Linked DNA regions of Homo sapiens: regions 2 and 3 are each linked to region 1. The links are chromatin loops, found by intact Hi-C in ENCODE. Cell type or tissue: Calu3. All regions are shown on one strand. Links, peaks and the distances in the headings refer to the core of each region. The heading gives the core; the rest is flanking DNA.

Region 1 (7,982 bases), core at 1,694-6,693:
GGCTGCATGCACCAGTAATTAGAACAGAACAGAACAGGACAGGGATTTTCACAGTGCTTTTCTATACAATGTCTGTAATCTATAGATAACATAACCGATTAGGTCACGGGTCGATCTTTAACTACCAGGTCCAGGGTGTGGCGCCGGGCTGTCTGCTTGTGGATTTCATTTCTGCCTTTTAGTTTTTACTTCTTCTTTCTTTGGAGGCAGAAATTGGGCATAAGACAATATGAGGGGTGGTCTCCTCCCTTAAAATAGTAGTTCTGTTTCAAATTCTTTGAGAAACCCCCAAACTTCTTTCCACAGTGGCTAATTTACATTCTAAGCAGCAGTGTATAAGCATTCCCTTTTCTTCACAGCCTCACCAGCATCTATTTTTTGACTTTGTACTAATAGCCATTCTGACTGGTGTGAGATGGTATTTCACTGTGGTATTGATTTGCATTTCTCTGATGATTAGTGATGTTGAGCATTTTTTTCACATTTGTTGGCTATTTGTATGTCTTCTTTTGATAAGTATCTGTTCATGTCTTTTGCCCACTTTTTAATGGGGTTATTTGTATTTCGCTTGTTCAATTGTTTAACTATCTTATAGTTTCTGGATATTAGACCTTTGTCAGATACATACTTTGTGAATATTTTTTCTATTCTGTGTCTGTTCACTCTGTAGATAGCTTCTTTTGCTGAGCAGAAGCTCTTTAGTTTAATTTGTCAATTTTTGCTTTTGTTGAAATGCTTTTGAGGAATTAGTCATAAATTCTTTCCCAAGGCTGATATCCAGAATGGTGTTTCCTAGGTTTTTCTTCTAGGATTCTTATAGTTTGAGGTCTGACATTTAAATCTTTAATCCATTTTGAGTTAATTTTTGTATATGATGAATCCAGTTTCATTGGATTCATTGGGGTTCAGTTTCATTCTTCCACATATGGGTAGCCGGCTATTCCAGCACCATTTATTAAATATGAGTCCTTTTCCCCTTGTTTTTTGTTGTTGTTGTTGCTGTTGTTGTTGACTTTGTCAAAGTTCAGGTGGTTGTAAGTGTGTGGCTTTATTTCTGGGTTCTTTATTCTGTTTCATTGGCCTATGTGTCTGTTTTTGTATCAGTACCATGCTATTTTGGTTATTGTAACTTTATAGTATAGTTTCAAGTCAGGTACTGTGATACCTCCAGATTTGTTCTTTTTGCTTAGGATTGCTTTGGCTATTCAGGCTCTTTTTTGATTCCATATGAATTTTAGAATAGCTTTGTCTAATCCTGAGGAAAATGATTCCAGTAGTTGTTAAAAAATAGTGTTGAATCTGTAGATTGCTTTGGGCACAATGGCTATTTTAACAATACTGATTCTTCCAATACATAAGCATAGAATGTTTTTCCATTTGTTTGTGTCATCTATGATTTCTTTCATCAGTGTTTTGTAATTCTTCTTATAGAGATCTTTCACCTCTTTGGTTAGATGTTTTCCTAGGTATTTTGTATGTGTGTGTGGCTATGTTTAATGGGATTTCGTTCTTGATTTCGCTCTCAGTTTGAACATTACTGATGTATAGAAATGCTATTTTGTACATTTGTACATTTTATTTTGTATAATTGATTTTGTACATTAATCTTGCATCCTGAAACTTTACTGAAGTCATTTATCAGTTCCTGGAGCCTTTTCATGGAGTCTTTAGGGTTTTCTAGGTACAGAATCATATTGCCAATGAAGAGAGATACTTTAACTTCTTTTCTTCTTTGGTTGCCTTTTATTTCTTTCTCTTGCTTGATTGCTGTGACTAGAATTTCCAGTACTATGTTGAATAAGAGTGATGAGATTGGGCATCCATGTCTTGTTCCAGTTCTCACGGGGAAGGCTTTCAGCTTTTGCTCATTCAGTATGATGTTGGCTGTAGGTTTGTCATAGATGGCTCCTATTAGTTTGAAGTATGTTCCTTCAATGCCTAGTTTGTTGAGGGTTTTTATCATGAAGGGATGTTAGGTTTTATCAAAAGCTTTTTCCACATTTATTGAGATGATGATACTGTTTTTGTTTTTAATGCGGTTTATGTGGTGAATCACATTTATTGATTTGCATATGTGGAGCCACTTTGCATCCTAGGAATGAAGCCTATGTGATTGTGATGAATTAATTTTTAATTTGCTGCTGGATTTGGTTTGCCAATATTTTGTTGAAGATTTTTGTGTCTATGTACATCAGAGATATTGGCCGGTAGTTTTCATTATTCATTGTGTCTTTGCCAGGTTTTGTTATTAGGGTGATGCTGGCTTTGTAGAATAAAATAAGGAACAGACAATTAGGGAGTCTTTAATCACTAGAAGTTATAGAAGGGCTGGGAGGAGCTTCATGGGTCTGACTGCTGGGGTGTGAAGACTTCTCATATGGCATTTAAGTCCTTTACCATCTGGCCCCAACCTGCTCCTTTTCTAGCCTCATTTCTCACCAGGTTCCACCTGTCCCTGTGCATTTCACAGCCCAGTTCCACCGAGATCCTTGCTATTCCCCAAACTCTTCCTTTACTCCCCTGCTCACAGGCATCCTTCTGCCCTTCTGAGAGTCTGAAATGTCTTTCTAGCTCCTGTTCATTCTATGATGGCCAATTCCATTTCCTCTAAGAAACTTACCTTAATTCTTCCAACCACTCCTAAATATTCAACCAAATTGTTCCTCCAGGGCATTGTCATCTGAACCCACTTAGACTTTGTATATAGCACCTGTTGTCTCCAGATTTGTAGTGTGGATGCCCATGTGCATGTCTGTTTCAGCAGGAGCTTAAAAGCTTCTTATGAACAAGAATCAAGCTTCTTTCATCTTCACATCTCCACTACCTATCACTCTCATTTCATTAGTAGATAATGTCAGTACTTTAGCCTTGAGCCTAAGAACAAATATCTTTTGGTATTTCTGGAGAAAACTACTTGGGCCATATCTCACAGGATGGTTATGAAAATTAAATGAAATAATATACATAAGTTATTTTGTACCTTATATCTTAGCTCCGATTTTATAACCAGCCATTTTGACTTATAATGCTGACATTTTTGTGGTTTAGATTTTTGTTAAGCTTAAGTACATTTGTGGATCATTCCTTTTCCTAGGTTCGTTTTAAAAATTTAGCATCCAGACCGTATTCTCTACATGCCCATGGACTTTCCTATGAAAAATCATCAGAGGGAAAGACTTATGAAGATGACTCTCCTGAATGGTTTAAGGAAGATAATGCTGTTCAGCCAAATAGCAGTTATACCTACGTATGGCATGCCACTGAGCGATCAGGGCCAGAAAGTCCTGGCTCTGCCTGTCGGGCTTGGGCCTACTACTCAGCTGTGAACCCAGTAGGTACTTTCATTGAAAGTTTTTCTCATTCCCCTAACCTCGTAATCTGAAGTCCACCAAATGGAAGAGTCGGGGTTATTTCTTGTCAAATGTCTGTCTTGCTTTTCATGAGGAATGCATAAGGGTGTGGTTAACAGTCTGCATTTATCATAACCAGGGACTCTCCATGCAGCTCTTCAGATGACAGAGAGAGAAACATTTATTCAGTGGAGAGGAGGAAAGATTACTTGAATGATTGGCCATGAATTAGAATGCCTACATTTACAGAAGATGGCATTTATTTGAAATTTTCTTGAACAAGTATTAGCTATGTTCTGCTCTTTCTTTATGAAAAGAACTGCAAAGTCAAGACTCCTTTATCTGACATTCTGCAATGTATATATACTTCAAAACAATATGTCATACACAGTATATGCATACAATTTTATCTGTCAATTAAAAAGAGAAACAACTCCTCCATTTCAGGCATAGTGGAAAGAGCACAGACTCAGATTTAAATTTTTACCCTGTCAATGCATAATCCTAGGAAATTCCTTGACCTCTCTTAGCCTGGTATCAGAAGTTAAAAATGAGATAACAGTACATAGTGCATGGTAAGCACTTGGTAAATATTTGTTCAATGAATGAATTTATATTTACCATATAAGATAGTTGTCAGGATTAAATGGGAGATTGCAGGCAAATCATTTAATATAGTAATAGATTCTCAATAAATAGTATCCCTTATATTATCAATTTATTATTATCATCATTGTTACTGGGATAAAGATCAATCAGAGGAAGGAGGATTATGAATACAACAGAATTAGGTGATAAATATCCAGGCTTATTATGCCATTCATTTATAATCTTCATCTTCAAATTCAGAGCCTATCAGAAAGTTTCCTTTTCTATATGATGAGTGATTATCAGAAGAGCAAGGAAATTCCTGAGAAAGAGGCAATACAATTTACTCTGTTTTTCCAGGAAAAAGATATTCACTCAGGCTTGATAGGTCCCCTCCTAATCTGCCAAAAAGGAATACTACATAAGGACAGCAACATGCCTATGGACATGAGAGAATTTGTCTTACTATTTATGACCTTTGATGAAAAGAAGAGCTGGTACTATGAAAAGAAGTCCCGAAGTTCTTGGAGACTCACATCCTCAGAAATGAAAAAATCCCATGAGTTTCACGGTATTTTCCTCAGACTTTGATCTAATCTCCTAATTAAATCACACTGGGTCACAGTGATTTCTGCCCTTAGATATTCACAAGATTAGACATGAGATGCTTCTGAGACACCCAGAGCTACAACTAAAACCGGTTCCTTAACATTCCAGAGGGCTGATGTAATCTGGCAGGTGACACTGTGGGTGAGGCAAAAAGAGAAAGTCTGAAAGATAGCACAGAGAAGCTGCTGCAAAACAAACCAACAGAAAACCACAACAACAAAAAGCCAGTGTGCTTCAGCTGGTAACATACATTGAAAAGGAATTAACATTGTTCTGCAATTTAAAGTTAATAAGCTTGTTTCTGGATCTCTAAAGGCACAAGTGTTTATATAAAAGAAATGATCACCTGTGTGTCTTTTCTAAAATAAGAATGACGCTAACAGTTTTAGCTCTCAGCAGCTACCAGGTGGCACCCAAAGCATATGAGAACAAAATGAGATAAGAAACTAGGTACCCAGGTAATAGGAGAATAGTGGCAAGAGAGCATTTGGGTGGTCACACTGGGAAAAGTGTGCCTATTTGGAAATTCACAAGGAAAATTTGCCCTGTAAGCTAGTAACTGAAACAGAAACTGAGAAGAGAAAGGTACGAGCTTGTGTTATGAATATGTAGATAGGTGTTCTCACGCCTGATATAATTTGAAGGATGCCCAAATGATCTCAACCCGTCCCTCTCCAAAAATTCACCTGCCTGGTTTCTGAAATTTCACAGCAGTTCCTCTAACTTAAGAAGGAGGAAACAAAGCACTTCCTTCACTTTGGTTTCAGTTAAACGTTTGGTAACACTAAACTTTATCTTTACAGTTTTGTGTTACATTTTTAAGGTGATCAAGTTTCTCAGGAACTTTTTAAAAAATCCGCGTATTTTACTGTGGGGAGAGTAGATAAAGCCTGAGAACCCTAGTTATCTAATCTGAGAAGTGGGCAGAGGAGTTGTCATACCAATAAGAGAATAAACATGACTTGCTATGGTTGCTGGATACACCAACGATAAACTCCTAATTTTATAAACTCCTAGACTTCCTAATTTGCCTGAAACTTTCTCTGAATTTAGAAGGCCTTAAGGTGACATGCTGCATATCTCCTTGCTGACTCTAATCCCTGGAGTTTACTTTGTCTGCCCATATTTGTATTTATCTTTTGTAGTTAAGGAAAATTAAGACTGTTAATGGAAAGTATACACGGGTAAAGCACGGAACTGTAAAAGCTGAGGAAAAGAGTGATAAACTGCTTGGAAAGGGAGTTCCCCCTGCCTTCTGCTGTAGGCTGGTGTGAATGATATGAGAAGGACTAGTGGTTCTGCTTTAGCCTCTCACTAATGTGACATACAAGAGGGCCCTTTCCATGGCTAGGTAGGCCTGGGAATGCAGAATCATGAGGAACATGGGTGTTGAGTGGGTTGCCCCATATTTCCTTACCACTCGCCCTCTCTGTGTCAACAGATTTTTAATTGATTTCAACTCTTTGTCCTTTCAGCCATTAATGGGATGATCTACAGCTTGCCTGGCCTGAAAATGTATGAGCAAGAGTGGGTGAGGTTACACCTGCTGAACATAGGCGGCTCCCAAGACATTCACGTGGTTCACTTTCACGGCCAGACCTTGCTGGAAAATGGCAATAAACAGCACCAGTTAGGGGTCTGGCCCCTTCTGCCTGGTAAAGATTGGGTAATGGGAAGAGGTCCCTGCTAAGAAATACAGGGAAAAGGCAATCTGTAACTCCTTCTCATTTCTTCCTTGTGCATATACTTCCTAAGGGGTCAGAACACAGGGTTCTGGCATAGAGCCTAGGCAAACCCATAGACCCAAAGTATATACGGAGTACAAAAATGTCACCTAATTTATGAACTATTTGCAGCACCACACAGGCTAAATGTGTGACCCAACTCAGTTGCAACATAACATGCAGTTTCTCCCAAGCCACTGTGTGTCATACAGATGAGGTCTTAAGCAGATGAAAAAATGAATCCCACAGGGCTCAGGCAGCTACAGCTATCTCTGCTGGGAGGGTTTCCAGATTCTTCAGTTCTGCTCCTCTTCTAGGCCCTATCACCCTAATATCTTTGGGCAAGTGACTCCAGGAATCACATTCTTAAACTGACTTATAGACTGTTTGAAGAGGAAAACATTTTTAAAAAATAATAATAAAAGTTAAAGAATAACAAAGGTATTTAGAACTTTTCATGTGCAAAATAAAGATAAATGTAGATTTAAACAGTCTACAATTATACAGAAGGGATGTTTCTGTGCCAATGAGTTGTTTGTAAGTGTATCTACTTGTGCAGCAGTATAAAAACCTAGGAAGTCAGTTAAAATGCAGATGTGAAGGCAGAGGGATTTTGTTCTCAGAGACTTTAAAGTAGATTTTGGGCAGAATTCCAAGGAGTCTGTATTTTTAACAAGCAGCCTTCCTTCTATTTTGCCTTCTATTAAAAGTAATGGCAAAAACCGCAATTATAGTTTGCACCAACCTAACACATGCTGCCTGAGGAGTTAGTGAAGGCAGCCCCTCGACAGCACTTTGGGTGACGTTGTGTGAATCTGCCTCAGATGCAGGCACAGAAGTCCAAATGGACTGGTTTGATTAAGAGCAGGGAAAAAAAGAGGGTTCTTATTGGTTTTTCACATGCCAGTAACTCACTAATACATCTAGAGAGTATTAATTGTATTATATTAATATCATATTAATTAATTAATATAATAATTAATAGATAATTTATTGTATTAAAATCAGAGACAGAAGAGATTCAGTCAAATTTACTCATCTTTTCATCAAGTATTAGAAGATCAGTCATCCTTCCTATCAGCCTGCAGACAGACTGAGAAGCTAGGATTGGCTGGTGTCTCTAAATCTGCAAACCTAAATACCTGCATTGGAGAGAGGAAAACTGGAGACATTTTTCAGTGTGTTTGAGGAAGATAATCATATCTATTCATTTTCACCCACAATCTGGGAAACAGTCATAAATTATAGTCAACAGAATTTAAATATTAACTGCCAGGGGGTAATGTTAAATACCAGAATGGATAGCCAGAGGTTTTAGAAATCTCATTCTTTCAGTGTTTTTTCTGAGCAATTTATGTAAATCTCTATTCAAATATGTAAGCTTTATGGAAAACTTGAAAACATGGAGGAAGAAGGTTTTATTTTTATTTTCTTATATAAAAAAGAGAAAAAAGCAAAAATGAAAAGAGGGAAAGGAAACATGTATGATATTTTTGAAGCCCAATGATGTCATTCGAGGTCACTTTGATAATTAGGACTGTGAAGCTGTATTGTATGTGAGTTAATTTGTAACATTATATTTAGATAAGTGAAAGTTTCTTCTAGTGAGGTGTGGTGGTGATTTAAAATTTTTTTTAGTTATCTCTGTGTATGTGTTGTTATTGTTTTGTTTTTATCTGTTATACTTTCAGTCCTACCTAAAGAAAAATGG
Region 2 (5,000 bases), core at 1-5,000, 140 kb after region 1:
ATTGTTATTGACACTGTTAAACCAACAGTTGCAGAAGTGTGCCACGAGTTTGTGGTTACAAAAGTGTATATAATTTTTTTTTAGTTTTTTAATTGTAACGTGTAAAATTTACCATTTTAAATATTTTTTAAATGTACAATGCAGTAGCATTAAGTAGACTGACATTGTTGTACAACCATCATCACTGTTTATCTCCAGAACATTTTTGTCATCCCAATCTCTAATTCTATACCCACTAAATAAAAACTTCCCATTCTACACTCTCTCCAGTCCCTGATAACCACTATTCTGCTTTCCATCTCTACAAATTTGTCTCTTCTAGGAACTCATATAAATGGAATCATTTGACATTTGACTTTTTGTGTCTGACTTATTTCACTTAGTATAATATTCTAAAGGTTCATCTACATTGTAGCATCAAATTTCATTCCTTAAGGCTGAATAGTATTTCTTCACATGTATATACCAGATTTTGTTTATCTATTCATCCATCGATGGACACTGTGTTACATCCACCTTTTGGCTATTGTGAATAATGCAGCTGTGAACACTGTTGTACAAATACCTATTCTAGTTTCTGCTTTCTTTTGGGAATCTACCTAGAAGCAGAATTGCTAGGCCATATGGTAACTCTATGTTTAATATTTTGAGGATCTGCCACACTGTTTTCAACATTTTACATTCCCACAAACAATGCATAGGGGTTCCAATTTCTCCACATCTTTGACATTTATAATTTGCTTTTTTGATAACTGCCATCCTAATGGATGTGAAGTGGTATTAATTTGCATTTCCTTAATGAGTAGTTATGCTGAGCATCTTTTGATGTGCTTATTGGCCATCTATATATCCTTTTTGGAGAAATGTCTATTCAGGTCCTTTGCTAATTTTTTTTGTTTTTGTTTTTTTTTGAGAGGAAGTTTCACTCTTGTTGCCCAGGCTGGAGTGTAATGGCGCGATCTCGGCTCACTGCAGCCTCCACCTCCCAGGTTCAAGAAATTCGCCTGCCTCACCCTCTCCAGTAGCTGGGTATACAGGCGTCCACTACCACACACGGCTTATTTTTTGTATTCTTTTTTTTTTTGAGACAGAGTTTCGCTCCGTCACCCAGGCTGGAGTGCAGCGGCGCGATCTCGGCTCACTACAACCTCCGCCTCCCAGGTTCAAGCAATTCTCTGCCTCAGCCTCCCGAGTAGCTGGGAGTACAGGTGCCCGCCACCATGCCCAACTAATTTTTTGTATTTTTAGTAGAGACGGGGGTTTCACCATCTTGGCCAGGCTGATCTTGAACTCCTAACCTCAGGTGACCCACCCACCTCGGCCTCCCAAAGTGCTGGGATTACAGGCGTGAGCCACTGCGCCAGGCCAATTTTTTGTATTCTTAGTAGAGATGGGGTTTCGCCATCTTGGCTCGGCTGGTCTTGAACTCCTGGCCTCAGGTGATCTGACTGCCTCAGCCTCCCAAAGTGCTAGGATTACAGGCATGAGCCACCATGCCCAGCCCCTTTGCTAATTTTTATTGGGTTGTTTTTTGGTGGTTGAGTTGTAGGAGTGCTTTATATATTCTGGACACTAGACAGTTATCAGATATATGATTTGCAAATATTTTCTCCCATTCTCTGTGTTGCCTTTTCACTGCATCTTTTAATGCACAAAAATTTGAAATTTTGATGAAATTCAATTTATCTATTTTTTCTTTTGTTGCCTGTGCTTCTGTTGTCATATTCAAGAAATCATTGCCAAATACAATGTCACGAAGCTTTCCCCTTATGCTTTCTTCTGAGACTTTTATAGTAAGTAAACCTAAAAGAAAAGGCTGAAGAATCAATTGGAAGTAGTTAAGCTAGACAAAGACCTAAACCAAAGCACTAATTCTGGGGGAAAAAAGGAATAGTCGCAATAAAGAAGGTAGATAAATTTATTGCCACTTGAAAACTAAATATAACTCAGATGAGTCAGACAAAAAAAATCATTGACATTAAAATTATTATTATTTGACCAGGTTTGTCTTTTGAAGATTTCTCTCACAGGCACTTCTGCAACAAATTTGTATAATTTAATATAAATATTTTGTGATTATTCTTAAAGGCCAAGCAATGGGCATTTATGATGGCTAATCATAAATACACAATAATATATATTACATAGTATATATTAATTGACAGGTTGCATTTTTTCTTTGAGCTTATACACTTTTGGAAAAAGTCTACCTTTTATAAATATCAAGTTGGATATTCTTGTCTGTTGCATTTGCTAAATAAGAGTCAATAGTTAAGAATCTGTTTCTTTTATATATGTCGGATTGTATCCATTTGGAATACAGAATCCCCTGCATAAAACTAGCATGTTTTGCTGAAGTACTTGTTAACTTGGCTCTAAAATATTTTTTATTTTCCTAATATATAGCATTTATTTTTAAAAGATTAATCCCTTCACCCATTTCTGCAAGGCTCTTTTGTAGCTCAAAAAATTACCATAAAGGGAAAGAAAGTCCTCCAGCTCCCTACTACAATTACTTTAGAATTGAGGTCAGAAAACTTTTTCTGTAAAGGATCTGCTGCATCTATTCAACTCTGCAGTTGTAGTGCAAAACCAGCTTAGACAATAGCACATGAATGGGTGTGGCCATGTTTGACTCATGGTTGTAGTTTGCCTACCTTTGCTTTAGTGCATCTAAATTAACACTGTTCATATAAAATATCCAGCAAGATAAACAATAATTTGGTGCTAAAAGAGAGTTACAGAATCTTTTTCTTTTAGAGTCTTTTAGGAAAAGTATCATGTATTGCTTGGAAAGTATTCTCTATTTTAAATATATCTATACAGTTTCTTTCTTTCCTTACCCTGAGATATTTATTAAGAAAGGGTAATCTGGAGTCTAGTACATAAAATATCTTTGGGTGTATACATTATGTAAATAGGAAGTGATATTATTTCTAGCATTGTAAGAACCCCAGCTCCCAAATAATAATGACTCTTGGGTAATAAGGAAGTACCTTAGCATGCCTCCAACATATTGACTGTTAAAGGGCAATCAGTTCTCCCCGGCAGTGATTGCAGCAATTGAAAGTTATATTTTCATATCTAGTATAGGGATGAAATCGTCCAATATTTTTCTTTGTAGCAAGTAAGGTGGTTGGTGAAGACTCAAAAAATGGATTATCAGGTGAACTCTCTTTGCAGGTAACTGGATCTAAAATTCTTAGAACCTAAGGAAAATAAGATATAATGTCAGAAGTATGCAATATAGATGGTAAAAGCCTAAGATTTCATTGATGTATACCTACCTATAAAGTTTCACTTCATTAATATATAACTATTACTAAAAAAACAGAATGACTAATCTGATTGAAAAGACAACTTACTTCCTTAAGCTGTAAATTTAACAATGATGTCTGATTACTATATTATCTAGGTTACATATTTTTTTAAATAATGACGTTAATGTTTTACAGATATTGGTAGGAAAGCAGGAAAACATAGAAGAAAATGAGGTTATATCATTATGTCTTTTTTTTTTTTTTTTTGAGATGGAGTCTCGCTCTGTGGCCCAGGCTGGAGTGCAGTGGCGCGATCTCGGCTCACTGAAAGCTCTGCCTCCTGGGTTCACGCCATTCTCCTGCCTCTGCCTCCCGAGTAGCTGGGACTATAGGCGCCCGCCACCATGCCCGGCTCATTTTTTGTATTTTTAATAGAGATGGGGTTTCACTGTGTTAGCTAGGATGGTCTCGATCTCCTGACCTTGTGATCTGCCTGCCTCGGCCCCCCAGGAGGTCAGTTTTTTTACATGTCAATTATATCATTAAGTGATGTCAATTTCTTTTCCTTAACCAAAATGGACTTACTACTTCCCCTCTTCAATCTTTCATTCAACTGCTCAGAATCAGGATTTTGTTTTTATTCTTCTATGGAAACGATATTTCAAAATCCTTGATAACTTTTTATCTGTAGTATCAATGGCTTTTCATTTCTCTTTTTCTAATTTATATGCAGTATTTTATGATTACAGCCACTTTTTGTTTCCTGGGTTCCACAACACAATGCTCTCCTAATTCTTCTTCTGCTCTGATTTTTCCTAATCTGTCTCCTTTACTGAGACCCAAAACAGGAACTCTTGAGCTGAAAAAATTTCTCCAGTTAAGGGCAGGGATAACGTGCCTGGCTCACAGCTCTTGATTCTCATGTTCCTATTTTCCCAGTCATCACCACATGATGTGTTTGGGTTATGGTACAAAGGTAGCAAGCACTGCAATTGGAAAGAATTCTGAAATGAATTGGGAAAAGTGCTTTCTCTCTTTCTTATATAAGGCTTGTTCAAAGCAGCTTTCTGGAATGGTTGGTGATGCCTGTTTCCCTAGCGGTCATGTGGTCCTGCAGATTTTTTTTTTCCCTTCTAAGTTACCACCAAACCCAAAGAGCCATCACTACTCTAAGAATGTCCTGGCATCATTTAAGAGCCATCAACTTACTTTAGCACCTCTATTTTTCAACTAGACTGCTTTTTCAATTTAGTTTTTGAGATCCTTCTATTTTTATGGAAGTTTGTTTGGTATTAGAGGATAAGCAAAGATGAAGGGCTTACCTTAACATTGCTTATAAATTTAGAGGAGAAAATAAGTTCTCAAATACTATAAAGATGTTATTACATTATAGGTCTTTATAGAGCGAGAAACAAAATGCTAAGGGAATTCAGGAGCAGGAGACTGACCCACTAATATGAACAGAAAGGTTTCTGTATTTTAGCCTGAAAGTGATGGGGAAGGATTTTATGCAGGGTGCCTTTCAGAGAGATCATTCTATACACAGTGTGGGGGATGGGGGAAGCAGTATGCATAAGCAGACATAAGAACAGAAAAAGGGAGGTTATTGTAATAATCTAGCTAAGAAATGATGGCACCTTGAAGCAATGGGACTGAAAAGTTTAAGAGACACTAAGGAAGAAGGGCTGTCAGTTTTGTTAAATAGGAGAATGTGGTGGATAAAGGTCTGGGAGAAGAAGG
Region 3 (5,000 bases), core at 1-5,000, 64 kb after region 1:
TGTTTGTTCTGTAGGTGCTGTTGCTGTGTTTGCAGTTGGTTATATAAAAATATCCTGGTCAACTTGGGGAGAAATGACATTATCTCTCTTTTCTCTCCTGATTGCTGCTGCAGTGTATATCATGGACACTGTGGGTAACATTTGGGTGTGCTATGCATCCTATGTTGTCTTCAGAATCATCTACATGTTACTCATCACGATAGCAACGTATGTATTTTGGCTCATAGAAGCCTTAGGAAAAATTGTAACAGGATAAATTTTTTGGTTTCTTTACAAACCAAAATATTCAAGTTTCTAGTTAAATGAGGCAAATGGGAGGAAGCATTGTATTATATGTGCATTATCAGTTTTTCTCCTGAGGAAGCATTTAGGCAAGTTTTGTTTATTCCCATGTTTGTATGTTCCTACTGTTTTCAGATGTTTGCATGAGATTTATATCATTTAGTTGCAGAATGTTTTCATTTGGTTGGAAAGGCAATTGACAGTAGAAAGAAGGACTCTTCATGTTTAAAGATAAATGTTTACTTTTATTTAGAATAAATATTATAAGTACTCCAGAAGTAATTCTTATTTATTCACTCTTTTATTTTTTTTTAAGTTTTCAAATTGCTGCAAACCTCAGCATGGAACGCTATGCCCTAGTATTTGGTGTAAATACCTTCATTGCCCTGGCACTGCAGACGCTGCTCACTCTAATTGTGGTAGATGCCAGTGGCCTTGGATTAGAAATTACCACTCAGGTAAGATCTCTCCTTTGGCATCGAAGGTAGTATGTGTGACTTGATCAGGGTGACAGAAGTATATGTATGCTTAATGAAAACAAATCCAAACAATAGGGAACAGATGTAAAGTAAAAGCATACCCTCCTTCCTTCATTCAACATCTTCTCCCCTATCCTTAGTTCTTTTCTCCTGGGAGGGTGTTGGGATTGTCAGGTCTTAGAACATTCCCGAGTGTAACTCATCAGCCCAATGGGGCTGTTTCAGCTGAGAGGTAATATTGATTCCTTACAGACCAAGACCTTCTGCTTCCTCATCCATTATTTCCCTCTATACTTAAATCTATGCTTGGAATACTGTATCCCATGTTTGAGATTCCCTGCTTCATCTCACAACTCTTTAAGTCTCCTCCCTTCTTTATTTAAAACACCCCTCACCCAAATACCACGGTAATGCCTTGCTGCTGATGAACAACATTATGATTTGTAACTTATGACTATTGAGAAACTTGCACCAACACCCAACAACAATGTGAATACTTTTTACGTTCAGGAATTGTATAGTTGTATATGCCTTCATGCATTGTGAGTTTTAAGTATATCTTGTTTTGTACTTTGGTAAAATGGGCAACTGAATGAATCAAGAAGTATTTACTCCCACCCCCATCCCAACCCAAATGATTTCTTCCCAACATATTAGCCGTAATTAACTTTGTTTTTACTGAAGCGATCTAAGAGAGAAATAGTAATAATAGACAATGTGCATTGAGTGCCTCTACGTGTCAAGTGCTTTATATAGGATTTGTAGGGTTGCTGTATTAGACATGAAGAAGATGAGTCTGAGAGATGTTAAGTGACTTGTCCATACCATCACTAGTAGTGTTCCAGAGCTTAGAGTTAAACCAACATCTAACCCCAAAACTTATTTCAGGATGGAAAGTAGGAGAGAAACTTAAGTGCTTGCCATCCTCCCTGTATAAGGGAGAGTTCCCAGGACTATTACAGTTGAGGGAAACATGGCTGTCATTGGAAGTGGAAATTTGTCAGCAGATTCTTATAGAAATGGTGGATTTAAACACGTGGAATAATAGGATTTTATGGGTGGTGCTGAAACCCTAACTGCCATGATTGATTAATGGCTTCCTGCAGAAGTGTAGCCAACATTGAAAGAAACTGGCTCAGTGATTTAAGGCCATACTCTCATTGTACTTTTGAACCAGTTTGTAAGTATTTAGTATGTTATTTTAAGAAGATGATGATGATGATGATGTTAATAAACCATATAGTCACATTAAAATTTCGCTTAGGGCATCATCCGCCGCAAACTAACACAGGAACAGAAAACCAAACACTGCATGTTCTCACTCATAAGTCGGTGTTGGACAATGAGAACACATGGACACAGGGAGGGGAACAACACACATTGGGGCCTGTTGGGGGGTGGGAGGCAAGGGAAGGGAGAGCATTAGGACAAATACCTAATGTATGCAGGGCTTAAAACCTAGATGATGGGTTGATAGGTGCAGCAAACCACCATGGCACACGTATACCTATATAACAAATCTGCACATTCTGCACATGTACCCCAGAACTTAAAAAAAAAAAATTGTCTTAGGGAAGAATTCTTACATTAAGTAATCCTGTAATGGAATATAGTTGACCTGCCGCTGCCCTCTTCTGGGGAAAAATAGAGAAGTTCTTGATCTTCAGAATTTGGCCTATTTGTACCCACCTATCAGCTTGAAGGCAGAGACCAGGACTGAATTATAACAATAACAGCAACAACAATAAAAGTAATACTAACAGCATTAGCATTGTGCTAATAAGCATTTATGATCTCACTGATGGGTACCAACATCGCTGTAAAGTGAGAACTACTATGAATTCCATTTTGTAAGTGAAGAAGGGCTCAGAGATGAAGTATCTCAATCAAGTTCACGCAGCTTGTAAGGGATGAAGTCAGGATTCACACTCAGGCAGTCAGGCTTTATTTAGTACCACCGTGCTGTGATGCTGCTTTGTGTCTTCAGGGTCTGGCACGTGGTGTAAGTATGCAATATTTTTTGAGGCTTTATGGACAAATTCTGAATATACTTTATTATAGAGTAATCCTCTTGTCATTGATAATTCAATAAACTGCTTTTCCCCCTTCTAGTTTTTGATCTATGCCAGTTATTTTGCACTCATCGCTGTGGTTTTCCTGGCCAGTGGTGCAGTCAGTGTTATGAAGAAATGTAGAAAGCTGGAAGATCCACAATCAAGTTCTCAAGTAACCACTTCATAATATACTGCTGAAGGGCTTCTTCTTATAGCAAGAACTCTGCACAGCAACTGCCTGGATGTGTTTGATTTTTTAAAGCGTAGACATATATTTATGAATGTGCATTTCTTGACTTCACAGCAGCCACTTGACTAATACCTTGTGTTCCGGGAATAACATGATACTATTCAGAGGAGCCAGAAGTAAAGTTTATTTCATGGATTATTTATGAGAGCTAATTTAAGGATGACTTTTTTTCTGATTCAAAAGTGAACTTGATTTTAAAAACCAGTCAAGAGCAATCAAAGCAGCACATGGTGTTGTATACTTCATTAGCAAGTGAGTTTGGTGTTTTATAGGTCACATATGTCTGTATCTACTTAGCCAGATGCTTGGCCTGGTGGGACCAGGGCTCCACAGAGGCCACAAAATGTTGCAAGTCATGATGGATGGAAATATGTTCTAACAGCATCTGCCTCTATTCAATTTAATTCTTATTTCTGTGTTACTCATGTACATTGGTCTTTCTACATAGTTATTCTATCACTGGCAATATTTGTTCTGGTTTAGTGTTCTGTATTTTAAGGTGTACGTATCATTTCTAATTTTAAGTTATTTTAAAAAAATTCATCATATGAATGTTCTTGGTTCCCATTGTGACGATTATTTATTTCTGTAAAATTTGTTTAGAAGTACGTTTTTGCATTATTCATATGCTTCCCAGAGAAGCTCATTTAGTTAGAAAATAAGGCAAGTTTTGAAGCCTGCTAAATGAAGAGACTTAAGAAAGCTTAAGGTACGCTTGCTTGTCTTTAAATCTTCAATATGAAGGACTATTAATTCCAAGATTAAAAGTTCATATATAGGCTAAAGATGTAACTAGGCCATTTGTATTTGTATTCCCTTTTATTTCCAAAATAAAATGAAAAATCTTTTTTTAATAATTTCATCCCTATTTATAGTTTTTATATTAATTTGTTTTTCTTATCCAAGTAAAGATGTCAATAGGAATTGCATTAGTCCAAGGCCTTTTTCATAAACTGAGCCTCTTTTCAATTATTTCAATGGGACAGGAACTAGGATAGATGTGATTCCTGCATTTTTTTACCTTAAATCTGCCTTTGTTTCTAAAGGTAGATCATCTTGAATATTTGCTTAAAATTGCTAGTGATTTCATTACCAAGTTACTTGAAAAAATGTTCTATATGCATTTAATTCTGAAATCAGTCTACCAAGGGGCTGCTAGTATATGTCAGACATGAAAACTATTTTAAAGCTGACTTTGTTGCCTTATCTTGAAAAGAATCTAGATAGGTGCTTTTAACTGGGGTATTAACTTTTTTAGAATGACACAGCTGAACAGTGTTAATAATAGTGTGTCAAGATTGCAAAGTCGACATACTCATTTGGTTTAAGCAGGAATCCTAGAAGCAAATGGATGGGGATAAGAATAGGTCATTTTCTATTCACCATCCTTTACTATTAAGGGAAAGGAAAAGAACACTAGCTAAGGAAGGGAAAGGGAAGTGATATCATAAAAGTAGCAACCTTCATTTTACATTCTGTCTGTTTTTCTTTTTTTGCTTTGTTTTGTTTGTGCTAATTTGGGAATTGTGTACTCCGAAACAAGTAGAAAAGTGCTGTTTGAGGGATTTTATTAAATCTTTTTTTAATGGAATGTGGTACAAATTGTTCATGTTACCAAAGCAATATTTCCCTGGAATTTAATTCAAAGTTTGTGGCATACAACCTGAGCCTTTTCTTATATAAGACAAGAATATGTTCACATCTTGGTATGTGGCCATATTTATAGAATGCTGAACTCAATGTGCAAGTTGTACTGTATGCAGTTTTGTAAATAAGTGAAAATAATTTGTTGTACTTTTTATTCAATTCTGTATAGATTATAAAATTATTTTTATTAAATAAATATTTTACAGTATATTTTCTCTTTTTAATCAAAATTGTTTTAAATTTATCTTCTATTTCAGTAGGAGCTTTAGATTATATCTTTAAATATTT

What was found. Peaks named below come from ENCODE experiments on the same cell type or tissue, not always from the same donor. Only the 100,000 strongest peaks of a DNase experiment are listed, where the experiment ranks them.
Region 2: a loop joins it to region 1, with 2.7 times the contacts of the local background. A loop is called at or near these places in 2 of 110 quality-filtered maps.
Region 3: a loop joins it to region 1, with 5 times the contacts of the local background. A loop is called at or near these places in 8 of 110 quality-filtered maps.

Annotation. Positions count from the first base shown.
Region 1 is chr1:169,526,135-169,534,116 of GRCh38, reverse strand. It overlaps F5 (coagulation factor V), which reads left to right. Exons shown (of 25, transcript NM_000130.5): 15 at 3,095-3,331; 16 at 4,299-4,509; 17 at 6,023-6,202. Among named protein-coding and RNA genes, the nearest start is that of SLC19A2, 44 kb to the right of the region's middle. RefSeq lists an enhancer at 2,342-2,511 and a silencer at 7,310-7,510. In Calu3, for the core only: no CTCF peak of the experiment used is centred there; DNase peaks (open chromatin) are centred at 4,656 and 6,136.
Region 2 is chr1:169,385,206-169,390,205 of GRCh38, reverse strand. BLZF1 (basic leucine zipper nuclear factor 1) reads right to left here. Exons shown (of 7, transcript NM_001320973.2): 7 at 1,901-3,209. The coding sequence ends at 3,024. Among named protein-coding and RNA genes, the nearest start is that of BLZF1, 20 kb to the right of the region's middle. In Calu3, for the core only: no CTCF peak of the experiment used is centred there; no DNase peak of the experiment used is centred there.
Region 3 is chr1:169,463,851-169,468,850 of GRCh38, reverse strand. It overlaps SLC19A2 (solute carrier family 19 member 2), which reads left to right. Exons shown (of 6, transcript NM_006996.3): 4 at 15-207; 5 at 599-740; 6 at 2,874-4,942. The coding sequence ends at 3,002. Among named protein-coding and RNA genes, the nearest start is that of SLC19A2, 20 kb to the left of the region's middle. In Calu3, for the core only: a CTCF peak has its summit at 2,399 (motif pointing left); a DNase peak (open chromatin) is centred at 2,380.